Linked DNA regions of Homo sapiens: region 2 is linked to region 1. A link is a contact called in ENCODE Hi-C or POLR2A ChIA-PET data. All regions are on one chromosome and are shown on one strand. The core of a region is the stretch at or near the end of the contact, and the rest is flanking DNA. Distances in the headings are between cores, read along the strand shown.

Region 1 (4,854 bases), core at 1,735-4,234:
TCCCTGGACCACTTGTCATTCACTTGAGACCTGCAGGTGACAAGGAGACTAACCCGGTGGAGGCATGAAGAATCATGTCCCAGCAGAGAAAGCAGAGTGAGGAAGGAGCACCTGGCCTGTTGGGAGCTGAGAGATGCTCCAGTGGCGGTGGTTGGGGAGTGATGGCGGGGAGCCTTACAGAGAGATAGGGCGGGGATTGCCTTAACATCCACGTTGGGAATTTGGTCTGATCCTAATGAAATGGAGAACCACTTATAACTAACTCCAGATACAAATTGTGGAAAGATACTTGGCTTACAGTTTAAAGAATGGAAAGGACATTTGGAGGGTGCGTGGGGAGCTTAGAGACCCATCCAGAGACTGAAAGCTCTCCTTTCTCCTTTCAAGCAGCGCCAGGCATGTGTATATCCAGCTTGCAAGGACCCCATTTGGTAGATGGCACTGTACCTAGAAGTCAGCTCCCTCCTCAAGCTTGCCTCAAGCTTCCCTCTCTTCCCTCTCTACCTCCACACTCACCTGCCTTTCTTCCTACCTGCAGTGGCAAGTGCTGCAAGGCTGGTGAGCAGGAGCTGACGCCCCCCAAGCCTTCCTTCCCTGAAGAATGTCCATGCCTCAGGCCTCCCAGCTGCAGCTCTGTGTGGCCTTGGGCTGTGTGTTTGAGGCACCCGGCTAGGGGCACTATCGGAATCAGGAGGAGGCCAGGCCCAGGAGGTCACTTTGGTCACTTGCCCTGTGTGACCCCAGCCCAAACACACAGCCTGATGGATGAGTGAAGACTGGTAAATCTGGTGGCTGTCCTTGGGGGAAGCACAGGGCAGCAGGTGTGGCCTTGGTCTCCAGGGGGCTGCGAATTCAGGGTTTTGGGGTGTTTTGGTTAAAACTTGGTTCCCCAGCTGAGATCCTAGGGAACTGTGGTATCAAAAGGAAAAGGAAGATTAGAAAGGGAAAATGAAATCTCAGGAAAGGAAATGCAAGATTGCATGAGAACATCATGGTGTTTTGTGGGATAGGTGATATTCTGCCAAATAAAGAGGCCCGCCCCTCCACTCCTTTTGCAAACCTGAGCTTTTCCCCTGCCTGCAGTTGAGCCCAGCATACCTGTGCCTTGGAAAAAGCAAGCTATGCCTTCCAAGTGAAATTCGACGTTGTAAAGGACTGGCTGTCAAACTGAAAGTTTGCAGAGTGATTCATTGATTTTTAGAGACAGGGTCTTACTCTGTCACCCAGGCTGGAGTGCAGTGGCGTGATCTCGGCTCACTGCAACCTCCGCCTCCTGGGTTCAAGTGATTCTTGTGCCTCAGCCTCCCAAGTAGCTGGGACTGCAAATGTGTGCCACCATGCCCAGCTAATTTATTTTATTTTATTTTTTATTTTTATTTTATTTTATTTTATTTTTTATATTTTTGGTAGCAATGGGGTTTCACCAAGCTGCCCAGACTGGTCTTGAACTCCTGAGCTCTAGTGATCCTCCCGTCTTGGCCTCCCAAAGTGCTGGGATTACAGGCATGTGCCACCATGCCTGGCCTCATTTATCAAACTTTTCTTTATTGCCTCAGAATAGAAGATACAAAGATGAATAAAATTCTGTCCCTGTCCTCAAACAACTCATTTTCATAGAACATCTCCAGAGAAAATGCTTTGCATGTCTTCGGTTTTCTCCAAGTAAAACAGCTATTTTTCAAACAATCCATAATTCCAAACAAATGCCATTTCCATGGAAAACTGAGTTCTATATTCTAAGGACCTGATTTTCAGTCTGACTTTTGAGGGTAGTCCTGGTGCCAGTAGCTTAGGCCTCAAGTCTGCATTTTGCATGTGTGATGTGAGTGCGATTGGATCAAGCAATCTGCAAATACAGGCACTTTGCACACAAGTATATACAGTACGCCGACATCTTAATTCAATTCAGCATGGAGAATCAGGAAATTATGTGCAAGTTGAAGGATTTGTATCCCGTCCAGAAATCCCCAAATAAATTAATTATACAACTCCACTGTCAAAAATAGTGGCAAATGTTTGGGTAAGGAAATGGAAGAGGAGCATAAGCATGAATTTTGGCTGTTAGGTTGTTCCAGTGGAAAAGTGAGAAATCAAAATTAAAAATACTTCATAAAAAATACTCCAAATGCAGACTACTCCTGGAATCCGAGGGTACGTTAATTTTTATACTTAGTTATCCGCAATTAAAATTAGACCCAAAGCCATCTATTGTAAAAGGAGAAATCTCCCTGCAACCTTTCAGGATCTTGTGGGATTTCCTGAATTTGCAAAGAGCAGAACCTGAGCCTTCACTGACTCTCTTGGTTTTTAAAAGCTGCGATGTTTTTCTTTTATTTTTCCTTTCTCACTCTTTGGGCGTTTCAAGACTCTGGGCACAACTGGCTTTCCTGCAGACAAACACAAGAGTGAAAAATGTTGCGATTGTGTTTCCTAAGGACTCTGAGCCCCCAGGGCAGACGGCTCCTTTGTGTCTGCAGCCTTCCTTTGCGTGACAAAGGGCAAGTTTCACATCCCCTGAAACTGTCCCCAAAAGAAGAAGATGACTCATGCTTACAGACCTACACTAAGGAGAGTGACAGGAACAGAGTCTGCTGCAGAGCCAACTCAGGTAGACCGGGGATACCTGCAAACTAGACCTGAGGAGGCCGAGTCACAACAGGAGTCGGGGCTCGCCCGTCAGACACGGGGTGTTATAGGAGGATTCTGCTCTGATGTGGCCTGGATGCACTTTTAAATATGTTCTTCACACCTAGGCAAGAAATGACCCCGAGCTGCATGTCTTTTTGCTTTGTAATCTCCTTGCCACCCTCAGCTCTTTGGGGAGCAGTGTGCACATTTGAAGCAATCCTGAGGTTTAGCCACTTCCCAGATGTGGTGAGGAAGTGGAGAGTGCGCTGGGCCATGCGGAACTGCAGGTTCCAGCCGTGGCTTTATTTGACCACAATTGGCTGTCAGAGTTCACCAGCCCCAGGGCCGCCAACGTCAAGACTAATCAAGCCTAGACCTGGGGCCTCCCCGCTGACTGGCCCTGGGGAGTGTGTCATGGCAGCGAGTGTCCAGGAAGACTCACCCCTTGACCTTCTTCCCAACTAAATAAAGCAGTTAGTATTTTGCCCTGGCATTTGGATGGACACACTGGCGTCGAGGGAGACAACACATGTTGCAGTGAGGAGCACTGGCCTGGCTTGTTTACATAGCATATCAGCCACTCACAGTTGTGCCTTACAAAGGTCGCCAGCTGGCGGGGCAGGAGTGAACTTGAACTTGAAGTTCAAGTTGCGTTTAGGCCTGGTAGCAGCCCCATCACCTGCTGAACACACACACACACACACACACACACACACACACACACACACACACGCACAAAACCCCTCCTCATGTCAGACGTCAGTGCCTACTTCATCCCCAGCTCCTTCTTACGGGATCTGTCACAGCTCTGGTCTTTGTGGAATCACCTTTATCATGTCTTTAATGATCATTCCACTGACATTTACTGAGACCTTTCCCTGTGCTCTGCTTGTATATTCAGCATTCCATTTAACCTGCAGAACAATGCTACGAGATGGAATGACTGTTATTAACCCCCTTTTACAGATGACAAAGCTGAGGCCCCAGAGAGGTCAAGTAACTTGCCTGAGGTCACACAGCTAGCAAGTGGCAGAGCGAGGTTTTGAACCTAAGTAGGTTGCCTTGAGAGTCCACACTGAATGAATCACCACTGTGTTTCCACCTTCATGGGATTTTATATGGAATTCTTCTCTCTCACTGCTTCCAAGCCTACATCAAGACAAACCTCATCTGCCCTGTTGTTTTTTGTTCTCACCTTCTTATTCAGTATGAGTGTCGTTTGGTGCTTCTAATGGTCTTCTAATGGTCCTCCTGGAACCCAAGCCCTGGCTGGAACTGATGCTGCTGTGGTGGTCAGGGTTCAGTGAGCAGGAGGAAGGACTTGGTGTTTACCCCTTGTTTACCCCTTTCCTTGGCTTCCTTCCATGCAGGCCACCCTGTGACCCCGTGGTGGCCCCCTCTGGAACCAAGAGCTGCCGACTTCCAGCAGCACACACAGGATCAGTGCTGGGGCCATCTGTGCACTGACCAAAGCCTCTGCTGGCCTCACCAGACCAAGGCCAGTGAGTGCTTCAGGGAGCCTTGGATCCTCCAGGCTGCCAACAGAAACACCGGCCCTCTCGGCAGCAGCCCCATCCTTCCACCCCTGCACTGGGTCCTGAAAAGCCCATTTTGGGGCCGTTGCTATTTAGCCAACCTGCCCTCCCTTGCTCTCCTGTGATTTCTCACTATTCCGGCTGCAGCTCGCTGGGAGAAACACTTGAGAGTCTTTTGTGCTCCACACCCATGTACTTAAAATACCAGGCCTATAGGTCATTTCAATGAGGGAATTTGGCTCATAACACGTGTGCCCCGAGGCACAGATCCTACTTCTGCAGATGCTGGCCAAGAAGGGCTGTGTCCCAGCCGCCATGGGGTGGGGCCACAGAGAGGGCAGGGCCACGTGGAGGGCAGAGCATGTGGCTCCTGTCAGGTGCGCCCGTTGCTGACTGCAGCCCAGTATCAAGGCTCTGCTGGGTCTCATTGGAAGAATACAAAGGACGTGTAAGGCAGTTTTCGTGCTGTGGAAAAATGTCACCTACACCTGTGAAGAAGTCATCACTGTGTCTGTAAGATAATAAGCAAATGTCCTTGTACCCAAAGCTGTAAACAAGAGCCCTTTGTGAGGGAGAACCACATGACTGGCCAAAACGCCCCACCTACTAGTGTGTGCTCGGTGGAAATGTCTTGTGACTGTGCTTAAAATGAAGGGCATGATTGGGAGGCCAAGGTGGGCGGATCACAATG
Region 2 (4,854 bases), core at 764-3,263, 1.4 Mb before region 1:
GACCTCGTGATCCACCTGCCTCAGCCTCCTAAAGTGCTGGGATTACAGGCATGAGCCACTGCGCCTAGCCTCCACTTTTTTTTGGTTTGAGATGCAGTTTCGCTCTTTCGCCCAGGCTGGAGTGCAGTGGTGCGATCTCGGTTCACTGCAACCTCCGCCTTCGGTTTCAAGCGATTCTCCTGCCTCAGCCTCTTGAGTAGCTGGGATTACAGGTGCCCACCAATACAGGCAGCTAATTTTTGCATTTTTAGTAGAGACAGGGTTTCACCATGTTGGCCTGGCTGGTCTTGAACTCCTGACCTCATGATCCGCCTGCCTCGGCCTCCCAAAGTGCTGGGGTTACAGACATGAGCCACTGTGCCCGGCCTCTTTTTTTTTTGAGGGGGAGTCTCGCTCTGTTGCCTAGGCTGGAGTGCAGTGGTGCGATGTCGGCTCACTGCAACCTCTGCCTCTCGGGTTCAAGTGATTCTCCTTCCTCAGCTTCCGAAGTAGCTGGGATTACAGGCGCCCACCACCACATCTGGCTAATTTTTGTATTTTTTTTTTTTTTTGAGATGGAGTCTCGCTTTTGTTGCCCAGGCTGGAGTGCAATGGCAGATGGCATGATCTTGGCTCACTGCAACCTCTGCCTCCCAGGTTCAAGCGATTCTCCTGCCTCAGCCTCCCAAGTAGCTGGGATTACAGGCATACGCCACCATGCCCAGCTAATTTTGTATTTTTAGTAGAGATGGATTTTCTCCATGTTGGTCAGGCTGATCCCAAACTCAGGTGATCCAACCACCTTGGCCTCCCAAAGTGCTGGGATTACAGGTGTGAGCCATCGCGCCTGGCCTAATTTTTGTATTTTTAGTAGAGACAGGGTTTTTCACCATGTTGGCCGGGCTGGTCTTGAACTCCTGGCCTCAAGTGATCCACCCACCTTGGCCTCCCAAAGTGCTGGGATTACAGGTGTGAGCCACGGTACCTGGCCTAATTTTTGTGTTTTTAGTTGAGACAGGGTTTCGCCATGTTGGCCAGGCTGGTCTCGAACTCCCAACCTCAGGTGATCCACCCGCCTCAGCCTCCTAAAGTGCTAGTATTACACGTATGAGACACCACGTCCGGCCCAAACCTGCTTTTTAAAAACTAAAAGACTTTCTTTTGCAGAACAGCTTTAGGTTCACAGCAAAATGGAGTAGAAAGTAGTTCCCGTACATCCCATCCTACATACATACAAGCCTGCCGTATTATCAACATCCTGCACCAGAGTGGTACATTTGTTAAAACTGAAGAGCCTCTACTGACTCACTGTTATCCTCCCAAGTCCAGAGTTTACATCAGGGTTCACTCTTGGTGGTGTACATTGTATGGATTTGGAGAAATGGACAATGACATGGATCTACCATTATAGCTCTGTATGCAATAATTTCACTGCCCTAAAAATCCTCTGTGCTTCACCCATTCATCCCTGCCTCCCTCTCCCCAACCCCTGGCGACCACTGATCTTTTTACTGTCTCCATGGTTTTGCCTTTTCCAGAATGTCACATGGTTGGAATCATACAGTGTGTAGCCTTTTCAGACTGGCTTCTTTCACTTAGCAATGTGCATTTAAGAGAACCCGCTCTTTAACCACAAACATTTCTATATGATTACTCTCTTTGTGGGGGTAGGAGAGAGAGAAATAGCCTCTGGGGCTGGTCATGAAATTAAACAAATGAGCAGCTGTGCTAAGCCGGCAGGAAACATAAGCCTATGGGGCAAAGTGAATCGGAGATGGCAGGCTCCAAATAAAGGCATTTGTATCTAACTAAACACAGACAAAAAGGTCTACACAAAGGCAGTGAGGAGCACCAGTGGGTAAGCCCTGTTTTATAAGCATTCAGTAGCAAAAACCACACACACACACACACACACACACACACACACACACACACACACACACACCATAGAAACACATTCATAAACACTCCTGTGAGCCAAATTTGCAGAGCCACAGATGTTGCAAGTAATCTGAAACTTGGTATTCCGAGCTGGCTTAGCTGTCACTAGAAACCCAGATGGTGGTTTCCCATAAACTGTACATGAAAAACAAGTGAAAGTGCTTAAAAGGAAAAAACAAAATCTCTTACTTCAAAAAGGACACACGATCCTATCTGACTTACATTTGAAATAATGGCATCTTGTCAGGTGGAAAAGAAAGCGCTGTGTCCAAGAATTTGCAAGCTGATAAATACAAGATGAGTTCACTCTGGGGTATCTCCCCCACTGAGGGTCCATTTGCATCCGGGACTGAAACTTTCGTTCTGTTTACTTTGTTGGTGCTTCTATAAATTTGCAAAGAAACGCTTGTTATAAATTCATTCAGATCTGTTATAGTCCATTCACCTATGACCTGTCCCTCAGAAGAATTTTCTTTTTAAGAAATTTTTGGAATAGCTGGTCCTTTCACAAGTACTTCAAGATAACAGCATTTAACATTAGACAACTCTATATCTAAAGTGACGTGCTTTAATCGTGACTATCTTTTCCTCTTGTGTACAGATCTTGTACTGCTTACCTCAATGACTCATCTTCATCTTTTAGATCTTCTTCAAGCTGTGTGAATGTCTGAATCTGAAAAAAAAATGCATTCAAGTTACTATCTGAGACAGATTAAATCTACCCAAATATTTTTTTTTACTTATTTTTAAAAATCGATTAATTTATGAATGAATGAATAAGACGGGGTCTTACTCTGTCACCCAGTCTGGAGTGCAGTGGTACAATCATGGCTCACTGCAGCCTCAACCTTCTGCAGATGCAACTTCCCGCCATGCCGAATTAATTTTTGTATTTTTTTGTAGACAAGGAGTTTCACCATGTTGCCCAGGCTAGTCTCGAACTCCTGGGCTCAAGTGATCCATCCACCTTAGCCTCCCGAAGTGCTGGGATTACAGGCATAAGCTACCACGCCCAGCCCAAATTTATATGTATATAAAAAACTAGTAAGTATTATCAAATGGTACAAGTTAGTTGGAATAACTGACAGGGTGAGAGATCAAATATGATCATAGAGTAAAATATTCTCTGTTTAACCAAGAGCTAACCATGTGCTACCAACCTGATTAAAAATAACATTTAGATAAAATGGGATACATAGGAAATAGTACGTTATGTTACTGAAAAAGCATTTTAAAAAGCTCCAACCTTGCTTTCAAACTTACAATACTTGTACTCACCAATTCAGAGACCATTATTGGCCACAATGAAGTCAAATGTTGAGGAGATATTCTTAGCAGCAAAACTCTGAAAAAAAGAAACATCTGAGCAGCAACTATGGATGTCTGTCCAACTCTGAGATTGTCTGTCAGGCGTTCTAAGGAAAGAAGATTGTAAAGATGTTACACAAATATGCAGTTTAGGGTTTCTTATCAGACAAAGAAAAATAAAACTGTGACTGTTCTGACATTCTAGTAACAACCCAGTGTAAGGAATGAGTGTTACAGGCCAGGCTTGGTGGCTCGCACTTGTAATCCCAGCACTTTGGGAGGCCGAGGCGGGCGGATAACAAGATAAGGAGTTCGAGGCCAGCCTGGCCAATATGGTAAAACCCCATCTCTACTAAAAATACAAAAATTAGTCGGGCGTGGTGGTGGGCGCCTGTAGTCCCAGCTACTTGGGAGGCTGAGGCAGGAGAATCGCTTGAACCTGGGAGGTAGAGGTTGCAGTGGGCCGAGATCACACCACTGCACTCCAGCCTGGGTGACAGAGTGAGACTCCATCTCAAAAAAAAAAAAAAAAAAAAAAAAAGAATGTTAGGAGATGCTTTTGTGCAACTAGTCCACCCCAGCCCTCTTCTTTGTGAAATACAGCAGTTCATGGCTCTTGCCAAACCTAAGGAAATGATTCCCACAGGCCGTCCCCCTGCCACAGCTGAGTAGAAAGACATGAACATCTGTCACCAGAAATCCACTGGATGACCAACAGCCATTTCAATGTTCTTTTAAGAATATGAATGAGGAGACGCAGAAACCAAGCAGCCCATGGTGAGGAATGGACTTACACAATCATATGGACTGGCTGGCAGACAACACCATATTTTGAGGGTGGTGGGTGGGAAGCGGAGCAAGTAAATATAACAGATTTACTGAGTAAGGTTTAAACTTGATGGCCATGACAAAAACTTTCATTCCTATGGAGGGAAAAGTGTTTCAAATAACACTCTCTAGCCCCTAACACTCTCCCCTGCTTCTCCCCTGAAATGTCTTGTTTGTAGAATGAGACTTTTTTTTTCTTCCATAGCTTAAGGTTTCCTAGGAATGTAACAAATTGCTACAGCAAACAGCTGAATGGTAGTCATGCTAGCTAAGATCGGCTGTAGTACATTAGTACATTAGTATATTAGTAATAAATTTTTTTTTTTTTTGAGATGGAGTCTCACTCTGTTGCCCAGGCTAGAGGGCAGCAGAGCAGTCTCCGCTCACTACAACCTCCGCCTCCCGGGTTCAAGCAATTCTCCTGCCTCAGCCTCCAGAGTAGTTGGGATTACAGGTGTCTGCCACCATGCCCGGCTAATTTTTTGTATTTTTAGTAGAGATAGGGTTTAGCCATGTTGGCCAGGCTGATCTTTTAACTCCTGACCTCAGATGATCCACCTGCCTTGGACTCCCAAAGTGCTGGGATTACAGGCGTGAGCTGCCATGCTCAGTCAGTTTTGTGTGTGTGTGTGTGTGTGTGTGTGTGTGTGTGTTTTTGAGATGGAGTCTTACTCTGTCACTCAGGCTGGAGTACAGTGGTGCGATCTCGGCTCACTGCAGCCTCTGCCTCCTGGGTTCAAATGATTCTCATGCCTCAGCTTCCCGAGTAGCTGGGATTATAGGCACCCACCACCACAC

The links. Hi-C counts contacts between places; a loop is a spot of excess contacts on that map. ChIA-PET counts read pairs that join two places held with the same protein, here RNA polymerase II (POLR2A). Pooled maps may share reads with other maps.
Region 2: a pooled map shows a loop between it and region 1 (5-fold over the local background). The contact joins two enhancer-like sites. A Hi-C loop is called at or near these places in 1 of 37 single-sample maps with no recorded cell type and 2 of 50 pooled maps. POLR2A ChIA-PET finds 5 or more read pairs at or near these places in 1 of 52 experiments (OCI-LY7).

What each region holds. Positions count from the first base shown.
Region 1 is chr21:34,863,786-34,868,639 of GRCh38, reverse strand. All of the region lies in intron 5 of RUNX1 (RUNX family transcription factor 1), which reads left to right. All of the region lies in intron 1 of RUNX1-AS1 (RUNX1 antisense RNA 1), which reads right to left. Among named protein-coding and RNA genes, the nearest start is that of RUNX1-AS1, 30 kb to the right of the region's middle. RefSeq lists enhancers at 67-732, 733-1,400, 2,381-2,660, 2,701-2,870, 2,141-3,340. Within about 2 kb of position 2,984, at least 17 of the 41 ENCODE cell types and tissues checked have a DNase peak (open chromatin) inside an H3K27ac peak, as active enhancers do; they include OCI-LY7, where a contact is called at or near this core.
Region 2 is chr21:36,286,495-36,291,348 of GRCh38, reverse strand. DOP1B (DOP1 leucine zipper like protein B) reads right to left here. Exons shown (of 37, transcript NM_001320714.2): 33 at 3,199-3,335; 34 at 2,538-2,593; 35 at 2,143-2,304. Among named protein-coding and RNA genes, the nearest start is that of MORC3, 31 kb to the left of the region's middle. RefSeq lists a silencer at 1,507-1,556. Within about 2 kb of position 2,013, at least 8 of the 41 ENCODE cell types and tissues checked have a DNase peak (open chromatin) inside an H3K27ac peak, as active enhancers do; they include OCI-LY7, where a contact is called at or near this core.